Linked DNA regions of Homo sapiens: region 2 is linked to region 1. The links are chromatin contacts, found by Hi-C or POLR2A ChIA-PET in ENCODE. All regions are on one chromosome and are shown on one strand. Each heading gives the region's core, a stretch centred on a gene start or an enhancer-like site at or near the end of the contact. The rest is flanking DNA. Distances are from core to core; before and after follow the strand shown.

Region 1 (7,836 bases), core at 2,324-4,823:
TGAAGCAGAAACAGTAATTGAATAGAGAAAAGAATTTTTAAAAAACAGCTTTTCAGATCTAGTAAGACTTGAATGCGAAAAGCAGTATTGCCAATCAAACTCAACAAATTTAACTGAAAGGCAGCAACATCTACACTTATCTGACTACATTTTTAAAAAATCAAATGCTAGAACAGAATTTCATAGGTGTTCACGGGAAAAAACCCAAATGTGTAATGTGTGAATAAATAAAAATCAGATTAACCACAGAATCCTTTGCAATTTCAACCTGAAGAAAATTAACTTCTCTTGAAAAACAAAAGCAATACTATATAACCTTTAATAATTTTTATAAACATGAATTTTCAAAATTCATAATTGCTATTATAAATATAATTTATATTACAAATCCTAAAAGCAGGAGTCTGAAAAGCATTTTTTTTGAGATGGAGTCTTTTTTTTATTATTATTATACTTTAAGTTTTAGGGTACATGTGCACAACGTGCAGGTTTGTTACATATGTATACACGTGCCATGTTGGTGTGCTGCACCCATTAACTCGTCATTTAGCATTAGGTATATCTCCTAATGCTATCCCTCCCCCATACCCCACCCCACAACAGTCCCCGGTGTGTGATGTTCCCCTTCCTGTGTCCATGTGTTCTCATTGTTCAATTCCCACCTATGAGTGAGAACATGAGTTGTTTGGTTTTTTGTCCTTGCGACAGTTTGCTGAGAATGATGGTTTCCAGCTTCATCCATGTCCCTACAAAGGACATGAACTTATCATTTTTTGAGATAGAGTCTTGCACTGTCACCCAGGCTGGTGTGCAATGACGCCATCTCAGCTCACTGCAACCTCCACCTCCCAGGTTCAAGCAACTCCTGCCTCAGCCTCCCGAGTAGCTGGGATTACATACGCCCACCACCAGGCCTGGCTAATTTTTTGTATTTTTAGGAGAGACAGGGTTTCACTATGTTGGTTAGGCTGGTCTCAAACTCCTGACCTCGTGGTCTGCCTGCCTCGGCCTCCCAAAGTGCTGTGATTACAGGCGTGAGCCACCGCACCTGGCCGAAAAGCATTTTTAATGCAAACCTCTCTTGTAATACAATATCATATTGCACTTTCTAAAATAATAACTTGTAAGTGTTTTTAAGATTCCAGACACAGAATCACATTAAAGAAAGAGGAAGCTTTGTTAAAGAATGTTGGATAGGTGATGAGTGTTAATATCAGATAATAAACAGAAAATAATAATTCCTTTAAATTTTTCACATGAATTTAAAATCATACTTAAATCATAATGATAAGGTGTGGTTACAATCTCAGATAAAATTATAGAAGATCGGATGATGTTAGAGTAATAAGTCAAAGCTTTAAAATTCTCATCTTCCATAAAAAAGAAAAATATATTTGGCTGTTATTTCACCATAAACATTTGTAAACACAGCTTCGATTTTTTTTTTGTAAAAGCTATAAATACTGGTAAAACTAAAATAAGATTTTTTAATTCCAAGTTCTTAAAGAAGTAAATAAAAATAAAGCACAGAGTTTACAACAACAACAAAAAACAGAGGAAAAGTGGGGAAGGCAGAATGAGAAAATATATACAAGATTAGAAAAGATCTAGCAAAATACCATGGCAGTAAAAGTGCTTTAATCCTCTTATTGAATTCCATAATTTGTACTCTATTAAAAATCATTAACTAGTTTTCTATAAGAAACCCACTCAAAGAGAAATAGAGAATTAAACTTTTAAAAACCCTGGACCAAAAATGATAATAACAATAATGAGAAAAAGACAGACATTGCAAAATTAATATGCAATTAATGAGACAAAGGGTTTTAGGCAGAAAACATAAACCAGGACACAGAGTCACTTTACAGATAGATTAAAAAGCCATTAATGGCTGAGCTACAACACACAAAATAATCTGTGCACCAAATAACATAGGTGTAAAAATTCAGAAAAATAATTTTTTTTAGTTATACCTGAGTGGGAGACTTTAGTGCTGCTCTAAAGAGCTGTCATCATTCAGTGAAAAATAAAGACCGTATTTGAGCCATAGAGGGAGTGAGGTAAAATAATAGATACATGCTTTCTTACACCTGGTGCTCCATATGGTTTCAAAGTAAATATTCATTTTGTAAGCACTAAACTTTTGCCTGGGAGGTTTGGGCAAAGGGCCATGCAAAAATGAACTCTGATTCTCCTTGGCCTAATCAGTCACACAGTTTCCCTGGCAGGTGCTCTCTCTGGGGTTCATACAGAATTCCCATGGCTTGCTTACCATTCCTCAGGCACTGAGGCAGATAGGATCATGCTGGGACACTCTGATCATGCAGCAGGAGGCGACTGGGATTTGAAAGGACCTTCAGCCACTTCAGAATTTGGTGGCTATTTTTGCAGCAGGTCCAGAGGCTTCCTAAAGCTTCTATGCTAGTGTAATTATCACCAACTTAACTACTTTATATAACCAATCAGTGCCCATAAGGGCCACTGTATGTTTGACCTTGGGGTGAAAATGTGTTTTATTAATTTATGCCTGAACAACTCAGTTGGTCTGGGAGAGTTGGAAATCAATTTTTTTGGGGGTGGGGAGAGTAAAGAAATTGTCTTTTTTTCTTAAAATACACAACATGACATATGAATACATTCTTATAGAAAAAGATTCAAGGATACATAAATACACTGAGCAAGACTCACCTTTCGTTTCTCTGCCTAATCCTATTCATCATCTTATACTTATCCACTGCCAATGTCATGACTTAACACCTTTTCAAGGTCTTTTCTAGACATATACACACACTTAAAAAAAAACTTCATTTTTAGATAATTGTAGGTTTACATGCAGTTGTAAGAAACAAATAGAGAGACCCCAGTTGTTACCCAAATGGTAACATGTTGCCTTTTTTTTTTTTTTTTTTTTTTTTTTTGAGACAGAGTCTCACTTTGTCACCCGGGCTGGAGTGCAACGTCGCAATCTCGGCTCACTCCAACCTCCACCTCCCAGGCTCAAGGGATTATCCTGCCTCAGCCTCCGGAGTAGCTGGGATTACAGGCACCCACCACCATGTCTGGCTAATTTTTTTTTGTATTTTTAGTAGAGACGGGGTTTCAACGTGTTGGTCAAGCTGTCTCGAACTCCTGACTTCAGGTGATCCACCTGCCTTAGCCTCTCAAAATGCTGGGATTACAGGTGTGAGCCACCACGTCTGGCATCTTGCATAATTTTAATACAGCATAACAACCATGAAATTGACAATGACAATGATGGGGCTCAGGGCATATCTCCCCAAAACATGCCTCTTTGGCATAAGGATTATTTTGTGCTGATTATTTTGGGAAAAGGCAGGCACAGGAAAAGCTTTGAAAGCAGAGTTCCTTTTGTAAGGAAATTGATGTCTATAAAGGAAATCTCTATTTGTAAGGGCGTCTCCCTCTGTGCACCAGGAAGAGGAGGATGACTAAATCACTAGAGACTCTAATCAATGGAGAAGACTTAAATTTGATAACAAACCTTACCCTGGGTTTATGGTGCTCTTCCTGGCCATCTCACCTTAACCAGAACTTTGCCCACATCCTCCTATGTTTCAGCGAGTAATGGCATTTAAGCCTGAAGACAACTCTTTGAGATCTACTCTAATTTACTCATCTCTCTGGGTATCTCTTACATATACAGGAGGTATTTGTGTTATTAAACTTGTAACCACCCAGTGGGTTCACCTTGCCTGCTGCCTAGACAGAGTTGATTTATCAAGACAGGGGAATTGCAATAGAGAAAGAGTAATTCACGCAGAGGCGGCTGTGCGGGAGACTGGAGTTTTATTATTACTCAAATCAGTCTCCCAGGGCATTTGGGGATCAGAATTTTTAAGGGCAACTTGGTGGGTGGGGGGAAGCCAGTGAGCCAAGAGTGCTGATTGGTTAGGTAGGAGATGAAATCATGGGAAATTGAAGCTGTCCCCTTGCACTGAGTCGGTTCCTGGGTGGGGGCCACAAGATCGGATAAACCAGTTCATCGATCTGGGCGGGGCCAGCTGGTCCATCAAGTGCTGGGTCTGCAAAATATCTCAAGCCCTGATCTCAGGAGCAGTTTAGGGAGGGTCAGAATCTTGTAGCCTCCAGCTGCATGACTCCTAAACCTTAATTTCTAATCTTGTGGCTAATTTGTTATTCCTACAGAGGCAGTCTAGTCCCCAGGCAAGAAGGTTTGTTCTAGGAAAGGGCTGTTTTTGTCTTTGTTTTAAACTATAAACCAAGTTCCTACCAAAGTTAGTTCAGCCTAAGCCCAGGAAGGAACAAGGACAGCTTAAAGGTTAGAAGTAAGATGGAGTCAGTTAGGTTAGATCTCCTTCATTGTCTCAGTCATAATTTTGCAAAGGCGGTTCCAAACTTGTTTGTTTTTCTCTTGTTAATCTGTCTTCCATCACAGGGAGTTCCGGCTAAGAACTCATGAAGAATGGAGGAAAAAAGTTATTTTCAATGTACCCACTTCCTCAGATTTCTCCAGTTTTATGTGCTCTCTGTTGTGTGTGTGGGTATTTAGTTCCATGCAACTTTATCACATAGGTAGATTTCTTTGACCACCACCAAGGTTGAGGCACACAGCAGTTCCGCACACCTTGTTTAAGCTTTTTATTGAAGTGTGTCAACCTAAAATAACAACAGGCAGAGTGGTTCTGTAAAGAAATTAGTTTACTGAGAAATGGCAGAGGAATTATAATTTGGAATACATGTGCTATAGCAAACTATAGATGCATCTGGGGAAGTTGAGGCTAGGGAAACTTTTAAAGGCAAAGAGGGGAAGTATATGCAGGTTGCTTTGAAGCAAAAGTTCATTGTCTACAGAGGCTTATCACAGGCAGTGATGTGTGTACTGGCCATTTTTAGGAGAGGGTCTTCACAGAAGTGACACTGACTTAGAACTTAAAGTATTATGTGTGTATATGTATATATATATATATATGGCTACTTAAAAGGTTTCAGTTAGGACTGGCTGTTATTGGAAAGGTGCTCTCATAAGAATGACCTTAACTGCAAGGTGTGGTTTGTCCATTCTCTGTGATCGTTCTTGCTATCAGGGAAATATGCATGAAGACCCTCTCTTCAAGGCCTCCCAACTCCATTTTATTAGGGTTTGTCACAAGTGACTCCATTTTGATTCTGAGAATTTTCACAAGTATAATATACATTTAGAAAAGCACCCATATCCTAAGTGGGCAACTAGATGCATTTTCACCAATGGAAATTCACCATGTAACCAGCAAAGAGGTTAAGAAACAAGCACCCGCAGAAGACATTTTCATACTCCTACCAGTCACTATTTGTTAAGGGTAACCACAATCCCACATAGAGCATAACAGCACTGATGAAGTTTTGCCGTTTCTTAAAGTAAAAATAGAATTGTGATATATTCTCTTTTCTCTCAGTATTGACTTCCTTCTGTGAAAGGAAAATAGATCTTGGGACCCCAAACTCACTAAGTCAAAGGGAAGAGTCAAGCTGGGAACCGGGTCATGCAAACCTGCCTCCGATTTTGGTTCCTAGATAAGATGGCCACAAAGATGAAAAGCTACATACCTCCCTCACATTTTACCCACCAGGAAATTCCTGTTGGGCCCCAAGATTCTTACCCTAAAGTGTTTCTGTTAAATTTCACCATGGCAATGTAAATTGATGGCTTGTCTTCACAGGTGCGAGGACATAGGACAGAACTCAAAGCCATCCCTCTGCCCAGCTGAGACAAATGCATGTCTGGTTCTTCCCTCTGCCCTATTGTCTGTATTGTCTTATGTATAACTGCAAATTCACTGAGTCAGACAGAGGCATGAATGGCTATTTTCCCCTAATCCCCCTTTCACAAGAAAATTGTGTATTTTTCAATATCCAGCCCTTTCCCCTTTAAATATTGAAGCCCTCGAAATCGTCTTCAGAGAAAGCACAGACCTGTCTCCTTGGCATGTCCTTAGCTTTGGCAAATAAACCTTCTAAAATGATTGAGACTTCACTCGGTCATTTTCCTTGATTGACACTTCAAATATGACTTCTTTCATTCAACATTATGTTTGTGAGATTTTAATGATATTCTTGCATGGAGCTGTAGATTATTCATTCAGTAACTGTGTGGTATTAGGTATTATACTCTGTGAATATACTACAATTTATTGATCCATTCTATTGTTGCTGAGCCTGTGGACAGGTTCCAATTTGGGGCTATTTTGAATAGAGCTGCTATGAATATTTTAGTAAAAGTATTTTGGTAAACTCGTGTGTACATTTCTGCTGAATATGTACCGAGGACTGTGATTTCTGGGTAATGAGGTGTACGTATTCAGCTTATTAAATACTGATGATCAGTTTTCCAGTGTCGATGTACACCCTCACCAGCAGGGTATGAGAGTGTATGTATTCAGCTTATTAAATACTGATGATCAGTTTTCCAGTGCTGATGTACACCCTCACCAGCAGGGTATGAGCTCCAAGCTGCTTTGTTTGCTTGCCAAACACTGAGTATTTCAGTCTTTTTTATTTTCCCCATTCTGTTGTGCACATAGTAGTATCTCTTTGTGATTTCACTTTTTGTTTTCTTGATAATGTAGCTGCACAGCTTTTTATATATATGGGTGCCAACTGAATACCCTCATTTATGAAGTACCTATTCAAGTCTTTCGGTGATTTTTCCATTGAATTGTCCCTTTAACTTACTGATTTGTAGGTGCTATTTATTGCTGATACAAGTCCTTTGTTGGGTATAATGTAATGCCAATATCTTCAAGTCTCCATGCCACCTTTTCACTCTTCTAATGAGGTGTTTGATGAAAAGAGATTCTTAATTTTAATATAGTTTAATATTATTTTTGCTGTAGGTTAATGCTTTCTCTATCCTATTTAAGAAATCTTTGACTGTTCTACTCATAAAGATCTAGTCTTTTTTTTCTAAAAGTGTGATTATATTGCCCTTCTTGTGTAGATTTGAAATGTGTGTGGAATTGATTTTTTTTTGTATATGGCATGATAGCTGTCAAGACACATTTTTTTCTATATGGAAAGCCAATCCATCAAGCAACGCTTCTTGAAAAGTTTATTCACCTCCTAACTTCCATGCTTGTCACGTCACTTTTATCATAAATCAAATGGCTTCATATGTGTGGTCTGTTTCTGGATCTTATCCTATGCTGGCAGTCCACTGTCTATCGGTTCATATGTCAATATTGCATCCCCTTCATGCTTGCAGTGTAGCAGGTTTTGAGAGCTGTAGTTCAAGTCTCCTGGTTTGGTTCTTCATGATTGCCTTATGTATTAGTCTGTTCTCACACTACTATAAAGACATACCTGAGACTGGGTCATTTATTTAAAAAAGAGGTTTAATTGGTTTACAGTTCTGCCGGCTATACAGGCTTCTGCTTCTGGGAGGCCTCAGGAAACTTACAATCGTGATGGAAGGCCAAGGGGAAGCAGGCATGTCTTCACACAGTGGAGTAGCAGAGAGAGAACAAAGCAGGAGGTGCTACGCACATTTAAACAACCAGGTCTTATGAGAACTCTATCGTAAGAACAGCAAAGGGGCTGTCTGTCCCCATGATTCAGTCAACTCCCACTAGGCTCCTCCTTTAACACTGGCAATTGCAGTTTGACATGAGATTTGGGTGAGGACACAGAGCCAAACCATATCACCTTGGCTATTGTTGAGGGCCGGGCCAGGCAGGGCTGGAGCAGGGTGTGAAGGCCTTAGTGGACATCAAGGAAGAGGTGGATCTGAACAGATTAAAATTTTAAAAAGTTGGCTTTGGTCACAGTGCAGGGTATGTGGAGTGGTTAGACCAGCTGGGCAGCTACTGCTACAGTCCATAA
Region 2 (7,836 bases), core at 2,774-5,273, 35 kb before region 1:
AGGCTCATGCCTATAATCCCAGCACTTTGGGAGGCCGAGGCAGGCAGATCACCTGAGGTCAGAAGTTCAAGACCACCCTGGCCAACATGGCGAAACCCTGTCTCTACTAAAAATACAAAAATTAGCCGGGCATGATGGTGGGCACCTGTAACCCCAGCTACTCAGAAGGGTGAGGCAGGAGAATTGCTTGAACCTGGGAGGCGGAGGTTGCAGTGAGTTGAGATTGCTCCATTGCACTCCAGCCTGGGCGACAGAGCGAGTCTCGGTCACGAAAAGAAAAAAAAGAAAGAAAAAGAAAATCAGAAATTAAAAAGATAAGGATACTAAACTACATGAGACCAGGCATGACAATACACCCACAAACTATAAACTATCAATAAGAAGATATTTTTTCTTGCCCATGTATTAAATAAAAATTGTTGTTGCAAGTAAAAACTTGGATACATTTATAACAATGTAAAAAATTACAAAACAAAAATCAAACCATAAAATATAAAACTTAAGCATTACTTTCTTCTCAAATCCCTGACCCGGGGAGAAGGGAGGAGATCAGGATTAAGGAGGAGAGCATTGAGGGAGTCTGCAGGTTTTTTTGTCTGAGTACTCCTAATTTTTCTACATAATTTATAACCAGAAAATTTTCAACTATTTATTTTTAAAGACAAAAAACATATAGGGAATAAAGGAGAATTGATAAATAAACCCCAAAGCTGGCTATCTGAGAGTTGGTCAGAGATATCTTGGTAAAGCTCATTGAGAAAAATTATACATGAAAATCAGAAATTAGGCTGCGTGCATGATCCCAGCACATTGGGAGGCCGAGGCAGGCAGATCACCTGAGGTCAGGAGTTCAAGACCACCCTGGCCAACATGGCGAAATCCTGTCTCTACTAAAACTACAAAAATTAGCCTGGAGAAGGGAGGGGATCAGAAAAATGCCACAAGTCATTTTTGCTATGAAGTCTCCGAACTCTAGCTAGGTTTAATGGTGCAACATCTGCATATTTGTATTTGTCTGTTTTCTTGCTGCTGATAAAGACATACCTGAGACTGGGCAATTTACAAAAGAAAGAGGTTTAATTGGACTTATAGTTCCGCATGGCTGGGGAGGCCTCACAATCATGGCAGAAGATTTCACTGGGAAATTCATTAAAGCTTTCGAGGAAAAGAGACTTTCCATATTTTATAAACTCTTCCAGATAACAAAGAAAATTATAATATCATTTTTAATGTAAATAATCTATTTTTTTAATATCAGCAACTTTGGCAAAGACAGCATGTTATTAATAAAATTGCAGACATCCTAAATAAAACACTTGAAAATAAATTCATAGATATGTTACAATATTTCAGTATGTCATTGAAGGCTTATTCCAAGAAGACAGAGTAATATTAATATAATGGTAGGAAATCTATTAATGCATACTTTAAAATACAAAATAAAAAAAAATAGATGCTGAAGAAGTATTTAATAAAGCTTAACTATCATTGTTATTTTTAAAAACCCTCTTAACTAGATATTATAGGATGACATCTTATACCAACGAGACAATATTATACTTTAAGAGAGAAAAGTTGAAAGCGGCTGGGCATGGTGGCTCTTGCCTGTAATCCCAGCACTTTAGGAGGCTGAGGCGGGTGGATCACCTAAGGTCGGGAGTTCGAGACCAGCCTGACCAACATGTAGAAACCCCGTCTCTACTAAAAATACAAAATTAGCTGGGTGTGGTGGTGTGTACCTGTAATCCCAGCTACTTGGGAGGCTGAGGCAGGAGAATTGCTTGAACCCAGGAGGCAGAGGTTGCAGTGAGCCAAGGTCACACCATTGCACTCCAGCCTGGGCAACAAGAGTGAAACTCCATCTCAAAAAGAAAGAAAGAAAAGAAAAGTTGAAAGCATTTCCAATAAATTCCGAAATACCTGCCATTTCCTATTGTCTAATGTAGCTCTAAAAGTTCGGGGCAATGAAATAAGTCCAGAAACAGCAATACAAGGTATAACTTTTTAAGTCAAGAAGACAAAATGATCTATATTTGCCTGTGATATGATATTTAATTTGTGACTCTAGGAAACTTTAATTACAAATTAAAAACTATTAAGACTAATAGAAGAACCCATTAAAAAGAGACGAGGTTTAAGTTAATGAACACAAATCAATGGTTATAAAACAGCCTAAATCGAGTTCCTCAAGGCAGGTGGCTGATCAACATGGACTAGAAAGGGCTCCTTGCTGGGCCTTCACAAAGGAGAGTGATGGTCAGAGGCTGGAAGACTGATGTTGCTGCTTCACAGTAGATATGGGCCAAGACATTATAAACTGTCATATTCTGAAAGTGTTGTGTGTTCCGAAGCCTTCTCTCTGTTGATGATTACTGTTACCCTCTGTTGGTGTCTCCATAGAGATTATTGCTTAAAAAAAAATAAGAAAGCCGACCTGCGGGTTAGTCTTAAGAAGGTGTGTCACTTGCTTCCTAGAGTCCCAGCCCCAGAGGAGTGGTTGGTGCAGCGCCATCTGGACCATGCAGCCACCACAGCGAGTTGGGGGTGACAATTTGAGTCTAAGGGAGTGATCCTGGGAGCTCAGCAGGAGAAAAGCCCAGGAGTTGTTCCTGGATATATTGCTTGCAAATCTCCAGGCAAGCTCAGCTGTTTCAGCGGATGAGTGTTTCCTGACGTGTGGGCACCTGCTGCTGGTTCTGTCCCCTTTCTCCAGTGTCCTTTAGAGTGTGCCTGGGGATAGAAGCAGTGTTATTTCTCCCTTGGCTTCAAGCAGGAAAAATATTCTCATACAGTGTTGTCTGAAAGAGTGATTTTCAAAATTGTGGGTCATGACTCGATAGAGGATAGAGAATCTGTGTAGTGGATTTTGAGAAACTTTTTAAAAAATACAACTAATGGAAGAGAAGATAAAATGCCGAAGGACTTCACACGCAGTAAGGGCATGCGCTGTTTTGTGGCATTTCGGTTTCCTGGTTTGGGAAGAAGAAGCAGATGGTCTACACCACTGGAAGGCACAACTCCATAGACAAGGGGTTCCTGGACAAAAAGTTGATAGTAGCACCAGAAAGGTAGAAGCAGAAAGCAAACACATCCCACACACCTGGAGGCACCGAGGCAAGAGCTGTTCAGGTCATGGCCTTGGTGTAATCCTTGCCTTCTCTTTTCTCTCATGCTCTACATGTAAACCATATACAAAATTTGTCAGCTTGACCTGCACTCTATATCCAGATTCCAATCACTTCTCACCATTTACTCTGCAAAGTGGCAGCTGGAATATTTATATGGTTTGGCTGTGTCCCCACCCAAATCTCATCTTGACTGTAACTCCCACAATTCCCATAAGGGGAGGTGATCGAACTATGGGGGTGGGGGGCGGTCTTTCCTGAGCTGTTCTCATGATGGTGAATGAGTCTCATGAGATCTGATGGTTTTAAAAATGGGAGTTTCCCTGCACAAATTCTCTTTCTTTGCCTGCTGCCATCCACGTAAGACGTGACTTGCTTTTCCTTGCCTTCCGCCATGATTGTGAGGCCTCCCCACCCATGTGGAACTATAAGTCCAATTAAACCTCTTTCTTTTGTAAATTGCTCACTCTCAGGTATATCTTTATCAGCAGCATGAAAACAGACTAATACAAATATGCAGATGTTGCACCATTAAACCTAGCTAGAGTTTGGAGACTTCATAGCAAGGACGACTTGTGGCATTTTTCTGGTTATTTGCCATTAAATTGTGAGCCAGTGAACTGAAAGGCAGCACACTTAAAAGAGTCATTTTATCCACTGTTCTCTTTCATTTAACTGACGATCTCCTCTTTCTCCCTGTGATGCTGTAAACCCCATGTCTTTTGTGAAACTGGCTCTGTAATCAGACCATGGCCCATCCAGCCTTGAAGCTCTCTCCTGCTTACAGATGGGGTTTTGACATTATGCCTTTGGGTTTTGTGGCACAGAGATTTCCACTTCTTCCTCATGAGCCCAAGCAAGCGTGAGCTGTCTCAGCTACTTGGAGATTGACGTCAATCTTTCCGCATGAGCCAGGGGAAGCTGCCTCATTTGTTTGCCCTGTGGCTTCTCTACTTTTCAAAAAAGGGAAATCAGTTCTTCTCTGAGTCATGTTATATTTTTTGTGACCGATAGTAAACCTCTGAGAAATATCTCTAGACGTTACACAGTTCAAATCAGTCACTTATAAAATTAAGCATTATGCTCTCTCTCCTTCTGAAAAGTCCAGACAAAGAGCATCAGATTTCAGAGAAGAATCTGCTCTTCAGAACAAGGGCTAACCTTGCATGTGCAGTTGTCAGGTAAAGATAGATCAGCCCTACTCACATGGCTGTAACCATCCACAATTTGGTTTCTCTGTGCAAGTTCCTCTGGTTAAGAAGCCTGGGATACCCAGGGAGATGCTGGGTGATGGGCTTGCACACAGTATCGTTGGCGGCTTCCTAAGATGTCAGGCTGAGCATATCCATGTTTCGATTTTGGTGTCAGCCATCAGTTGCTTTTAGGCTTACAGCAATTCTCTATTTTATGAACTCAAACAAAATTACAGAAGGAAAGCTGTCAATTACTTTTCTTTACTTTCTGAATTAGAGTGTCCATCCCTAGTCCTCCACCAGACACCACTGTAGGCAAACAAAGCATCTTACAAATGATGCATCATCAAGATGCACAGGGAATTTTTTTTTTTTAAGAACTACAGGAAAAAAATCAGTCACATGTTTAGCATTTTCCCTGGAACAAATTTATTTTGCTGTTACAGTGGTCGGTGGCCTGCGGTGTCTGTCCTTGGTATTTGGACAAGGAGATGCCTGCTCAGTGACTAAGCTGGGGTTCTCCACATCAGCAAGGCCCTCACTCAGGATTGGCCATGGATATGGACCGACCCCACTGCACCTTTAGAGTCCAACAGCTTTCCTTCGCAAGATGGCCCACTGGAGGTGAAGGTGGATTCTGTTGCCCTGGATCCCAGGAAGTTAACTTGTTCCTATGTGAGTCAAACCTTGGGTCTGATCTCAATTGTTTCCAACCATAAGCAATTGGTCTAGTGTTCGATGCAGGGCATGCTCAGAGCTGTCTGGTTATTTGTCCACACCTTGCTTGGCACATGTGTTATTTTGGAGAAAACTTCCTTTCTGCCTGAGAAGCAGGCAATGAAAGGGAGCCTCCACTGGTAGACAAGACTCTCATTCTCAGGCTTTGCTAACCTCCAAGGCAGAGTTTGTGCCTTGTTTCTCTGAACCCGAATGGCACCTATTGAGTTCCTTTTTTATAGCACCCGTTAAGTTCCTCTCAAGTTCTCTAACTCTAACCCTAACTCTAGTAGCATATATCACTTACCTTATTGTAACTGTTGCTTCCTCATTACATTGTAAGTTACTTGCAGGTGGATATTTAGTGTTAATTCATGTTGGTATCCCCAAGCTTAACATAGTAGCCACTTGTATCAGTTACCTCTTGCTGTGTAACAAATTATCCCAAACTCAGTACCTTAAGACAATGAGCACTTATTATTGTGGCTTATGTGTCAGTGGATCAGCTGAGGGTTGGCTGCTGAGCTGTACTGAACTTGACTGACCTCAGCTGGGTTCATTCGTGCATTTGGGGGATCATCTGGGGTCACTGCTCTAGCCTGGGCTTGGCTGGTAGAATTTAGCTGAGGCAGCTCTGCCCCACACAGCTCTCATCCTCCTCACAGGACCAGTGACCTAGTCTGGGCATGTCCTTCTCATGGCCATGGCAGAAGATCAAAACAGAAAAAAAAAAAAAAAAAAAAAAAAAAAAAAAAGCATTAAGGTCTCTCGAGACCTAGGTTCAAAACTAGTAGTGCTCGGTCACTGTTATCTCATTCTATTAGACGAAGCAAGTCTCACGATCAAGGCCACCCCCAAGGTGGGAAAACAGACTCTGCCTCTTTGGGGTAGCAGGTACTGTATAGTCCACATGGCAATGGATGAGCCCATTAACTTAATTGGGCACACTCCTTGACTCATACCATTAGCAAGTTCAGGCTCAGCTTGGCGCCAGTTCTTTTCTCAGTCAGAGGGGATTCAGCTGGGTGCAACGACTCACACCTGTAATGCCAGCTACTCAGAAGGCTGAGGTGGGAGGATCACTTAAGGCCAGGAGTTCAAGACCAGCCTGGGCAATGTAGTGAGACCCTGTCTCTAAAAAAGAAGGGGAGGGATTAAAGGATTCCTTCTTTGGTGCAAACCCAGCATTGATCCAAGCTTGCTTCGTGGAAGCCGTCTAGTTAATATCTGGCACCCAGCCTAGGAGGTGATTTGAAATGGGTAGGAGGGGCTCATAATATCCGGGGATGAGACTCCTGTCCTGAAACCACTCCTGCAAGCTAGGACTTGCTGAGTCCTGAGAAATAGCACTGCTGCTCCCTGCCTGGAACTTTACACATGCCCTGCTCTGAGATTCCTCTTTGTTACGCTCCTACCACCATCCAAATCACCTGCCATTCCTTGTTGGACATTTGTTACCAAAGGCTAAGCATGAAGGTCTTGTCTACCAGTGGAAGCCCCTTTCCTTGCCTGCACCTGAGTCTTTTGCCTGCTTTCATGGAAGTGTCAAGTGTGAGGTCTTGAAATTCAGGCTTTGAATGTCCAGTTTTCAGTAGTCTGTTCTGCTGTATGATAAGCAGCCAAACAGAAACAAAACAAGAATAAACTTTGCTTTTTAAAAACTGCTTTCCTAAGTTTCTTTTTGTCATATTAAGAGCCTAATGTGATGAGAGAACTTTCCACTGAGAAGACCAAACAGTAACAGATAATGTAGGTTACTTCCCTGAAATCAACCACCAAGCAAGTAGACGAGTCCTGACCAAAACCTTGGTCACCTGATGACCAGCTTAGATTCTTTTTCCTGTCCTCTGGCTCTTCTCGTGGTTAGTAAAATTCCTAACAGCGACTGACTGAGGCAGGAACATCATAGTAAGGAATGCACCATGTGTTAATGAGTGCATTTAGGAATCCTGCTGGCCCCTATCCTTTTCACATCCACATGTCTGTCCTGACTGCATGAGGCATCAGAGAGATTGTAAAAGGCGGATCACCCATGCCCTTAGAAATTGCCTATGGCAGTGGTTCTCAAAGAGTGTCCCCAGGGCATCCACATCAGCATCACCTGTTTACCTGGCCTCCACCCCACAGCTACCAAATCAGAAATTCTGGGGATAGTGTGCCCAACAGTCTATGTTTTCACAAGCCCTCCAGGGGATACTAAGGAATGTTCAAGTTTGAGAACCACTGATCTAGAGATCTAAACCATCACCAGCCTAGCAGTGATGGCTTTGGTGGTATATGGGGTGTCTGAAACAAAGTTTTCCTTAAATGCACCAAGAAACCCTTCCCATCTCTACCAGTATTGTAGTCAGACACAAGAATGCAGCATGGATTTAAGAAATTTGGAGGGTTTTTGTTGTTGCTTTAATTTGGTGGGCACAGGTTGGAAACTGTGTAGAGGGATATGGAAACACTGCAAGGATTGCCCCTCTGAGTAATGGGACAAGATAATCAAAATCAAAACCCTTTTGTGTTTTGTGACATTCCTAGTATTTCCTAGCTCTCTCTAGTTCTTTCCTAAGTGTAGGTTCTTATCTTGGTCCCTTTTAGCAATTATTCTCAGTTGTATTATTTCTGGCACAGAATATGTCTAATCCCAAAACAGAGCACATCAGTTATGCAATATTTAATGCTAAGTGACACTGGTTCATCCCATGTGTGGCACTGGGGAAGGGAGGGACTCGCCATTGTGTCGAACATGCCTGCTGGGGAGCAGGAATGTGAAGCTGATTCAGCAGAGGCAGGGCAAATACTGTTTACCC

What was found. Hi-C counts contacts between places; a loop is a spot of excess contacts on that map. ChIA-PET counts read pairs that join two places held with the same protein, here RNA polymerase II (POLR2A). Pooled maps may share reads with other maps.
Region 2: a map of natural killer cell shows a loop between it and region 1 (2.1-fold over the local background). The contact joins two enhancer-like sites. A Hi-C loop is called at or near these places in 1 of 168 maps with a recorded cell type or tissue (natural killer cell) and 7 of 50 pooled maps. POLR2A ChIA-PET finds 5 or more read pairs at or near these places in 2 of 52 experiments (OCI-LY7 and activated naive CD4-positive, alpha-beta T cell).

What each region holds. Positions count from the first base shown.
Region 1 is chr2:234,270,113-234,277,948 of GRCh38, reverse strand. No RefSeq gene overlaps it. Among named protein-coding and RNA genes, the nearest start is that of LINC01891, 180 kb to the left of the region's middle. Within about 2 kb of position 3,573, at least 2 of the 41 ENCODE cell types and tissues checked have a DNase peak (open chromatin) inside an H3K27ac peak, as active enhancers do.
Region 2 is chr2:234,305,163-234,312,998 of GRCh38, reverse strand. No RefSeq gene overlaps it. Among named protein-coding and RNA genes, the nearest start is that of LINC01891, 150 kb to the left of the region's middle. RefSeq lists an enhancer at 3,817-3,956. Within about 2 kb of position 4,023, at least 5 of the 41 ENCODE cell types and tissues checked have a DNase peak (open chromatin) inside an H3K27ac peak, as active enhancers do.